2 separate regions of the Homo sapiens genome follow, and region 2 is linked to region 1. A link is a loop called in an ENCODE intact Hi-C map of the cell type or tissue named here. Cell type or tissue: dorsolateral prefrontal cortex. All regions are shown on one strand. Each heading gives the region's core, and the rest is flanking DNA. Links, peaks and the distances in the headings are about the cores only.

The links. Peaks named below come from ENCODE experiments on the same cell type or tissue, not always from the same donor. Only the 100,000 strongest peaks of a DNase experiment are listed, where the experiment ranks them.
Region 2: a loop joins it to region 1, with 7 times the contacts of the local background. A loop is called at or near these places in 4 of 110 quality-filtered maps.

What each region holds. Positions count from the first base shown.
Region 1 is chr10:120,946,364-120,951,743 of GRCh38, reverse strand. All of the region lies in intron 2 of LOC105378519 (a long non-coding RNA gene), which reads left to right. Among named protein-coding and RNA genes, the nearest start is that of WDR11, 98 kb to the right of the region's middle. In dorsolateral prefrontal cortex, for the core only: CTCF peaks have their summits at 2,489 and 2,688 (motif pointing left); DNase peaks (open chromatin) are centred at 1,569, 2,022 and 2,673; H3K4me3 peaks cover 1,384 bases; H3K27ac peaks cover 2,398 bases.
Region 2 is chr10:121,534,149-121,539,528 of GRCh38, reverse strand. It overlaps FGFR2 (fibroblast growth factor receptor 2), which reads left to right. Exons shown (of 18, transcript NM_000141.5): 6 at 814-937. Among named protein-coding and RNA genes, the nearest start is that of FGFR2, 62 kb to the left of the region's middle. In dorsolateral prefrontal cortex, for the core only: no CTCF peak of the experiment used is centred there; DNase peaks (open chromatin) are centred at 3,078 and 3,932; H3K4me3 peaks cover 1,258 bases; H3K27ac peaks cover 5,000 bases.

The sequences.
Region 1 (5,380 bases), core at 226-5,225:
GGGCCTTGCTGGGTCACGTTGACAGGAAATTAACATGTGTGGTCACCCTCTTTTTATTAAGAGGATCATGTGCTATTGGCCAGAAAGCAATAACTTGCACTTAGCTCTCTTCACCGCACCCTGGCAGAGGGGCACCCATAAATGAGACTGGTAGCTGCCAATTAAGGAACACTCAGCAAAGGGTAAAGTCTCTATCTGCAACCTTATCAACGAATTATCTTGGGTATGCTGCTATCACATGGCGGAATTCCACCATACCACCTGTGACATCCTTCCAGCTCTACGGTAGGGCCACTGGTTACAGGCAGCCCTATCCAAATCTTGCAATGAAATCCTCAAAGTGTCTGCCTTTGTTTCCTGAAACCAGCATTTGTCAGAACTCTTCAACAGCGCTGAATTTAGACATCTTTTTGTTTTCCTGAGCCTTCTTGCTTTGTGAATGATCCTTTCAAGATCCCAGGGATAAAAGTGTCCCCGAAGCATGAAACAGATAAAAAGCAATCGCTTTTATACGAGAAGAAGAAAGTTGAGTTTTCTTCCCTTCCTCTCATTAGTTTAAATTCTGACTGATTTAGACATTTGTTACACTTTCCCTGGAAATGTAAAAGTTTAATTTGGAATGCAGTCACGGAGCAAAAATTCTGCTGAGTATATAATGCAAAAATATGGTTGCTAATGAGTGGCACTGATTTAACAGGAAATAAGGAAGAAAAATACAAATTTTGGAAGAAAATAAGCAATTTTATAATGTTTCCACTTGTTCCAAATCCAACTTCATTGCTTCAAGGGGTAGCTTGGAAATTTTTCTCAAGAAAGCACAGTAAATATTCCTGAAGGCGATCTATTTTCTGGCCTGGAAGAAATGGGTAGAAATGACAAATTTCCTACAACAACCTCTGAGAAATTTGTGCTGATGACACCTCTGATGCTAAATTCTTCTTTCCACTAGCTATATACATATATATAGTGAAGAACAAAGAAGAGGGCAGCAAATTCCTGCTTTTTTTTTATTTAAAAAGAAAATCCTTTAAGTCCTTGTGGCTGCATTGTTTGTGTGTGAATGTTTGTGTGTGTGTTTTAAAGACATTTTGAGATAGTTTAGGGAGATGTCACAAAAACATCTTCCTCCCATTAGAAATTCTGATTTTACACCGTTAATTGGCATTTTCAAAACACCAAGCGCCCAGTTTGAAGTCTACAAATAAAACACAAACCCAGATGTTGCAGTTTACACTTGCATGCATTTAACACTTCATAAGTAGTTCATTAAACTGATAACACTTTAAACACTAACACTGGCTCTTTCAGACTCCCTCGGCTTGTAATTGTCCTGAGGCACCGAGTGAACCCTTCCTAGTCTGGGAACCACAGGAATTTACATTCTTGACGTGTGTCTCTTAATTATCGACACTCCGGGGTCCCTGGCTGACTCAGGGAGGGCCGGCTCGGGTCTGCACGCCCCAGTGACCGCGCAGAGGGACAAGCCGGAGGGCCGGTGGGCCAGGGACACCGAGCAGGGACACAGCCTTGGGACGCACGCAGGGCAGACGTCAGACACGGAACGGAGCGAGCTGGAGCCTCCCCACGTCCTCAAGCACCGCGGCTGGGTTTCCGCTGAGCCTCTTGGGTTTACTAAGCAGCTTCTTTCTGACTAGAACAGTTTTCCAGCAGTGCCTCTCCCCATGTTTAACGGCCTTGGAATGAATGTTCACCTCCCTCTTGCCTTTCCTTCCAAGGATGGCATTCCCGGCTGCCCAAGTTCTCTCTAGAAAATGGGAGACCTTGGCTTGGCGTGGGTCCCATCTCCAGGGAATAAGCCTCTAGGCCCTGGGGTGACTAGTATCGGACAGGCAGCGGAGGCCCTGGGTGTCCTCCTGTCCACTCACAGGACAGGCGCAGAACAAGGGAAGGGAAGGGTTGCTAACGGTGTGCCAGGCACCGTGCGCAGCTCCGCAAGCGTTTCGGTCAGTTCCACCACACGCAGATGCCGCAAGTACAGGGCGGACCTCGTCCCTGCTGCGGAGATGAGTCCAGGTCGCCTTGCCCGAGCTCACGCGGCTGCAGACGATGCGTCCCGCGGTGCCGACTGGGCGCGGGGCACTGTGCTTAGGAGCCCTGTGCTGCCCCATCTCCGTCAATCCTACCAACTGGTCGGGACCTTTATCATCCCCATTTTGCAAAAGAGAGAATGATGGTAGAAAGGAAGGAGGAATTGGGACTCAAGTCCGCCTGGCTGCCTTCTGACAGCGGGCTTGGCCTCTGAACTACAGCCTCCTCTGCAGACACAGGGTGTGCAAGGCGAGTTAGAGGGTCTCAAAGCCTGGGCCCAGAGATTTCACCCCAGGGGATGGAGAACCCGCTCTGTTCGCCCCTGTAGCCGGATCCGGACCCGGGGCGCCCTGCGCTCCCACGCCTCCCGCCCTAGGCATGATCCCCAGCCCCACGCAACTGATGCGGAAGGGATGGGTGACTGAGCGGCTGCTGATTGATTAACCTAGCTGGGCTGCAGCGAGGCCCGAGGAGGCCCGCAAGCTTCCTTCCCAGGCAGAGAGCCCCGCGGTCCCTCGGAGCCGGGAACCGTAGCCCGAACCCCTGCTCCGAGCCTGGAGTCCGGAGCTCGAGCCGAGAGCGCGAGCGGGAGCCGGACGTGCAGGGGCTCCGCGGCCGGGTGCACAGCGCCATCGCGTGGCCAGCTCGGGGCCGCGGCTCCCTCCCTGTAGAGGCGGCGATGGGCGGGACCACTGCGTCCCTTTAGGATCATCCCCTTATCTAATTAAACTAAAGAGCTGCACAGCAAAAGAAACTACCATCAGAGTGAACAGTCAACCTACAGAATGGGAGAAAATTTTTGCAACCTACTCATCTGACAAAGGGCTAATATCCAGAATCTACAATGAACAACAAATTTACAAGAAAAAAACAACCCCATCAAAAAGTGGGCGAAGGATATGAACAGACACTTCTCAAAAGAAGACATTTTTGCAGCCAGAAAACACATGAAAAAATGCTCATCATCACTGGTCATCAGAGAAATGCAAATCAAAACCACAGTGAGATACCATCTCACACCGGTTAGAATGGCGATCATTAAAAAGTCAGGAAACAACAGGTGCTGGAGAGGATGTGGAAAAATAGGAACACTTTTACACTGTTGGTGGGACTGTAAACTAGTTCAACCATTGTGGAAGTCAGTGTGGCGATTCCTCAGGGATCTAGAACTAGAAATACCATTTGACCCAGCCATCCCATTACTGGGTATATACCCAAAGGATTATAAATCATGCAGCTATAAAGACACATGCACACGTATATTTATAGCGGCACTATTCACAATAGCAAAGACTTGGAACCAACCTAAATGTCCAACAACGATAGGCTGGATTAAGAAAATGTGGCACATATACACCATGGAATACTATGCAGTCATAAAAAATGATGAGTTCATGTCCTTTGTAGGGACATGGATGAAACTGGAAACCATCATTCTCAGCAAAATATCACAAGGACGAAAAAACCAAACACCGCATGTTCTCACTCATAGGTGGGAATTGAACAATGAGAACACACGGACACAGGAAGGGGAACATTACACACTGGGGACTGTTGTGGGGTGGGGGGAGGGGGGAGGGATAGCATTAGGAGATATACCTAATGCTAAATGATGAGTTAATGGGTGCAGCACACCAACATGGCACATGTATACATATGTAACAAACCTGCACGTTGTGCACATGTACCCTAAAACTTCAAGTATAATATAAAAAAAAAAAAAGGATCATCCCCTTATCTCCAGCTCTGGTCTCCGGAGGCCCGTGTGGCTGGAGCAAAAAAGGCAATGGGCCGGTGGAGTCTTGTTTAGTGGGGACGCCGTGGTCAGCTCTGAGCTGTTCCTACTGTTCTTAGTGGAGGTAGCAAGACCCCCGTCTCTCCTGGTGGGTAGTGTGGATGTCGCACAGACAGAAGCTCAGGTGGCAAAGGGTCGTGGAAACTTCTGCACCTTCCAGAATACGTGGGTCCATGGACGTGGACCCACGGCCACGTTAAGGCTCATGTTCATTTGTTCAGTTCACTTATTTAATTCATTTGTTCAGTGGTTCCTTCATTAATTCAGTCAATAATATTGTCTTGAGCACTTACTGTGTGCCAGAACCCAAGGTCGGGGCTAAGGATAGAAAAGAGAACTCGGGAGGCTGAAGCAGGAGAATCGCTTGAACCCGGGAGGCGGAGGTTGCAGTGAGCCGAGATCACCACTGCACTCCAGCCTGGGTGACAGAGTGAGAGTCTCCGTCTCAAAAATAGAAAAAAAAAAGAAAGAAAGAAAGAAAGAAAAAGTAACAGAAAAGATGGCTTACAGTCTTTCTTGCCAGTCTCATGAGGCCAGAATATTTGAAAAAAGCATAAATTAAGATACACAGGATTATGAAACAAACCGATTATACTGTCATGCAGTTATCAAAATATTTTTAAGTGGTGCTATACTCGTATATGTTCTTCGTTGATAGAGGATGTAACAGGATCTACAGACCAATCTATTAACTACAGTCATTTCAAAATAGTGATTAGCCCAGCTGATATTTTGAGATAACTGCATCAACTACGACGTGATAGAAAAACAGCTGTGATTTCTGTTGGAGACAAAGTCACAGACACTGCTAATACACTGTGGCTTGTTGCCGATTTTCATAATTGAGTAAATTGTTAAATCTCAGACAGTGAAAATAATGATATAAATATTTTCCTGTCCAAGTTCATAGACCCCCCTCCTCCAGATTTTATTCACAGACTCCTCGATTAAAAAGCCAGATCGGTGAGCAGAAATAAACAGGGTGAGTGTGGACAGTGATGAGCACTTGGAGGAAATCAACAGGGAGAGAGACTAACGATAAAATCAGAAGGGAGGCCCTGTGTGGGATGCAATGGTCGGGAAACGCCTGGATGAGACCACAGTTCACTCTAAAAGCCCCATACAGAGGTCGGAAACAGCTACCAGGGACTCTGATTTAGCCTGTAAATCTGCACAGTCTTCTTGAACATTTAGATCTGGTGTTCAGGACTGGACTCGGCTTTTGACCACAAGGCCTCCCAATCCGGGAAGTCCAGGTCAGCCTCGTGGACATCCAGAGATTTCATCCCAGGGCACTGAAAGTGAAATCTCTGCCTGGGCCCTGAAGCCACTTGATTTTGCAACTTTACCACCTAAACTTTCCTGGGTCACTCTTGGGGCAACCCATCCAGGGCAAGGGTAGTTTGCATGGCAAATGGAACTTTCCAAAGTTTAACTTGAAAAAGATGGTCGGCATCGGTGTCCTATTTAGAAACCAGGCTCCTTCCAGCCTGGGGATCCCCTGAACCTTCCAGATCTTTATCCAACTTTCATTCA
Region 2 (5,380 bases), core at 315-5,314, 590 kb before region 1:
ATGGAAATATTTGAAAAGCAGGGGGAGAACATAAGAATGGCGTCTCTTTGTGTATTGATGGTACCTTGGGTAGGAGTCACAACAGCTGATTTTCACATGTGCTGCTTATCTTTGAAAAGTCTCAAGAAGTTTGTGAACGGACGGATATACAACTTGAGTTTTGTAAGGATTCATTGCCGCCATATTTGGAATTCTGGGTATTTCTCTGAGGAACATGTATATCTATTCAGCCACAACCAGAGATGGGAAGGGCAGACTGATGTTCCCAGCTGAAACTTCTTGAGACATCCAGACAACATCTGAGAACTATGAGCCCCTTAGGAGAAATGAATTAGCTACGGCAGCACAGAGGGCTTGGAGCAGTGCCTGGCATATAGTAAATGCTCACTATAAATGTTAGTTCTACATGGTTCTGTGATGCCATAGAGGCTGAGGCTTCCTAGTGGATGGGCAAACTGGTAGCTCGCCTGCCCGTGGCCATTGGTACCAGGCTGGCTGGTGTTCAGGCTCCCTGGCCAGTTGGCCTCTCCTAGAGGAGCCCTCAAATCCATTATGGTAACAGACCCACGCTGTACACTGCCGAATACTCCTGCAGATCTGAATATGTCAATATTTGCTTCACAGGTGTTCACCATGATGATGATGATGGTTTTCATTTCTCACGATTCTTAATGACAGTTATCAATTTAGAATTTAGGTGATTCTTCCATACCTTTCTTGCCTCCTTCAGCTTCTTTTTAAATCAAGAAAGCACAGTACTTGGTATTCTGTGCTAGGATTGTTAAATAACCGCCTTTGCTTTGATCTTTTCAGGTACGAAACCAGCACTGGAGCCTCATTATGGAAAGTGTGGTCCCATCTGACAAGGGAAATTATACCTGTGTAGTGGAGAATGAATACGGGTCCATCAATCACACGTACCACCTGGATGTTGTGGGTGAGTTTGCCTCTCCTCGTGTGGCGGCTGCATACCAGCCCATTCTTGCTTGACTCGTTTGAAAGCATGAACGTTAAGTCCTGTTTCTCCCATAAGTTTCAGGAGAATTGGTTCATTCTTATTCTTTCTACTATCATTTTACAAGGCTGCTTCTGTCATCTGACAATATTCTGTTTTCCAGGCAGCCAGGGTTTATGAGCTTTGCATGATCCTCATGGTTCCCAAGCGTCATCTGTGTAAAGTGGACGTGGTATGAAATGTCTGACATTTTGGAAGCTGAGATTACTCTGAAAATGTTAATTGGGCAGGTGAAAAGGGTACAGATGTGCTGTAGCAGACCTTTGGTTTTAAAAGAGAAGCATCATTTCCCCAACAGGGCAACTGTAGAAGGCCAGCTGAAGAGTAAAGGAAAAGGTCTGAGGACTGAGCCTGTGGCTGGCTGGAAAAAGGTGAATGTTGAGGGCCCTTCACTTCCATCACAAGAAAGTCATTAGACGGTACCAATTCAGTGTCTGTTCCTGGCATCTATTTCCTCTGTGCAAAGGGAACCATGTATATGAGCTTATAAATACATTTTTGTCAGAGTGCACAGATAAGTAGGCCATTTTAATTAAACATTGAAGACCACCTCGCCTGTTGTCTTGGAAATTCAAGTTTCTTCCCAGGTTTTGCCTGTGATGATGGGGCTTTGTTGTAACTAATGAAGAAAGGAGGTTTCTGTGTCTTGGAGGATTGCTAACATATGGAACTCTACCCAAGACATACTTCATTGTTGCAGGATGGCAGGTTAAGATCCCTTCCATGTAGGGGCCATCTTTTCTCTTTCCTGTCATGTGCCTTGACTTTCAACCTGCCACCTTGAGCCTTCTTTTGGTTTGTCCTCCCCTAAATACAGGTTGCTATCTTCTGCTGTAGACTCAACTCAGTTCACACTCACGTTTTGCCGTAATGTGACTGTTGGTAATTCCACAAGCCCACACCACCCACTGTGCCTCTGTAAACGAAGTGTCTCCTACATCATAGCCTGTGCGTGTGTGCCTAGTATCATCTCATGTGTGGGTCTCCTTCAATAAAACATCTTTGAAGAGGGAGACCCCGTTACATATTGGAATTGCCCAAAAAGCCACTAAAAAAATAATCCAAAAGCTTGATTAACCAAATTGCAAAGATTTGGTTAATTAAAATTTTAGGTTAACTGAAAAGTAAACAAAACTATTTTGATTTTCTGTCAAGTTAAATGGAATTGGATCTACGAGACACTCTGCCTTAGAAAGCATGATATAACCATTACTTCCATTTGCATATAAGCATTCAGGGAAAATAGTGTTTATTCGAAGATTTGAGTTTTGTTCTTCAGAAGCCTTCATGTGAAATTTGATAGGTCCTTGAATAATGTTGATCCTATAGATATTCATAAAAGAGTGAGTTTTAGAGCTCTTTCCCCATAGAGAAAACATGTGGCATGTTTCTTAGTGAGAATTACCATGTTCAGATATTTTACAAAACAAACAAAAAGAGAAGTAACACTCAAATTTGAGAAGAAAATGATTAACATTTGTGTTGGCATTGATACACTGTAAATCCATTGATCAAAGAGCATATGACTTGGCCTTTACCTGGGTTCCTGTGTGTACCGAATGTGACGTAAAACTATTTCTATTTAGGGAAAGAGAGATTTTGGGCTAAATGTTCTAAATACCTAATTTTGAAATTAAGTAATTTATTGTGGGAAAAAATAATTGAGCTATAGCAGTCTTTTGGGATTATAGCTTTGCATAGGTCTACACATCATTCATTAGGCTGGGCTGGGGCCATTCTAGGCATCGTGGAGTCAGATGGCGGCCACTCCGGTCTGGGCTCTTGCTTAAAGCAAGTTTTAGGTTGAGTTGTTATGTAAAACATTCAAAAGCCCCTCACCCCACCTCCCCTTTGAGCTTTCTGGCGGCTCATCCCTGTGAAGCCCTGAAATCTCTCTTAGAGTTTAGGGTTGGGATTTGAATTGGGCTGCTGAATAATGGAATTGTGCTGTCTAATGTTAATCCCCTGGCAATCAGTCTTGTTGAAAAGAGCGTATGATTCAGTGGTGTAATGTAGAGAGAGCGTGGAGTGTATGGAGTAATGCAGAGAGAGGCCTGATTATGTCACAAATTTGGGAGATCGCCCAGCTAAACACGGGCCAATAATGACACAATGCTGGTTGGGAATATCCATTAAAGCTCAACTCCAATAATTTTCCAAGCCTTGAACCTTCTTTATAAATAGAAGCCAAAAGTCAGTGGAGTAAAAGGCATTTTCAGTAAAGATGGAAGTGTGAAATACTCTCATCTCTGCTCAAAACCCTAGTAATTGCTTTGCGAAGCACTAATAAAATAAGAATTGAGTCAGCTAAAGAGGCTCATATAGACGTACAGGGTTGGCAGTCATTCTGAACATCTCAGCAAGTGGAAACAAAAAGGATTCAAGCTTAAGCAGTGAATTTCTGGTAGCCCACAGGCCCAAATGTGATACACTGCTGTGTGATAACAGCTTTTCAGCCACCTCTCTGTTTCACAGAAAATCAGAAACCCTTTCCCAGTGAAAGCGAAGTCCCATTCTTGCCCACATTCTTTGGGGTTTTATTTTTGTTTCTATGATACATAGATTGTGGTTCAGATATTATGAAGCATCAAGATGGGTGAGATCTTTTTATTGAAATTCTTCCTTGGAAAGGCATTCCCATAAGCACTTTAATGTAAAAGCCGTGTAATTTAAGTGACATTCTTGTGTTCTAGAATTAAACGGCAAGCCATTGTTGTGTGTAAGGGAAATGCTTTCATTTATGGGAGCCCTTTTAGGAGCCTGGCTTGATCCTCATTAAAATTGACACCATTACTTTTCAGCTATTTACTGCAAGGGAAAATTAGTGTGATGCTCCACGTTTTGGTAATTGTGGCGATAATAAAATGGGCTCCCCTAAAGTAGCTGTGGCTCCGGGAGGTGGCGAGCCTTCACCATCGTTCATCATTGAGTGGTACCAGAGCCCTGGATTCTGACTGAGGTCCTGTCACTGTGAAGCTACAATGCTGGGATGACTCATTGCACTTTCCTTGTGTCCAAAAATGAAGGAACTGGAACTCATGAATGTTAGAACAAAAAAAGCGGCTTATGCCGTGGAATGAACAGCAGGTTTGTCCGTGGCCATACCTGGGGCCCCTAGTGAATTGGGACAAATTATTTAGCTTTTCTGAGGCTCTGTTTTATCATCAGTAAAATCGGAATGATGATACTTACCTCATTCCTATGATGGTTGTATTAGGTTTCCTAGGGTACCCCTAACAAATTACTATAAACTAATTGGCTTAAAACAAAAGAAATCTATTCTCTTACAGTTCTGGAGCCTAAAAATTCAAAATTAAGGTGTTGGCAAGTTCCACGCCCCTCTCCCAGCTTCTGGTAGCTGTCCTTGGCTTGTAGAGGCACCGCTCCAATCTCTGCCTCCATCTTCATGTAGTCATGTTCTCACTGTGTGTCTCAAAATCTCCTTCTGTCTTCCTCTTGTGAGGACACCTGTCACTGGATTTAGGGCCCACCGTAAATCCAGGATGAGCTAACCTTGATATTTTTAACTTAAGTACTTTTGCAAAGACCTTTTTCTTCAAATAAGGTCACATTCCTAGTTTCCAAGGCTTAGGACGTGGACGTACCTTCTCAAAGGTCACCCTTCAGCTCACTACATTAGTTACGAGGCATCAGTTGGGTTAGCAGATGAAAACATCAGGCTGGCAGGTAGGTGGCCAGCAACAAATGCTGGTTTCCTCCCTTCCAAACCAGGATTCTTTTGAGGGTTAGAATGGATCTTTAATAGCTTTTATTAGTCTCAATCAGAAGTCTTATTAAACAAACAGAATGCCATTTTGGGGCTGGGCATGGTGGCTCACACCTGTAACCTAGCACTTGGGGAGGCCGAGGCGGGCAGATCACCTAAGGTCAGCAGTTAGAGACCAGCCTGGTCAACATGGTGAAACCTCGTTTCTACTAAAAATACAAAAATTAGCCGGGTGTGGTGGTGGGCGCCTGCAATCCCAGCTACTCGGGAAGCTGAGGTAGGAGAATTGCTTTAACCTGGGAGGTGGAGGTGGTAGTGAGCCAAGATCATGCCATTGCACTCCAGCCTGGGCAGCAAGAGTGAAACTCCATCTCAAAAAAGAAAAAAGAAAGCCGGGCGCGGTGGCTCACACCTGTAATCCCAGCAGTTTGGGAGGCCGAGGCAGGCAGATCATGAGGTCAGGAGTTCAAGACCAGCCTGACCAACATGGTGAAACCCCGTCTCTACCAAAAATACAAAAATTACCCAGGGGTGGTGGCAGGTACCTGTAATCCCAGCTACTCAGGAGGCTGAGGCAGGAGAATCGCTTGAACGCAGGAGGCAGAGGTTGCAGTGAGCTGAGATTGTGCCATTGCACT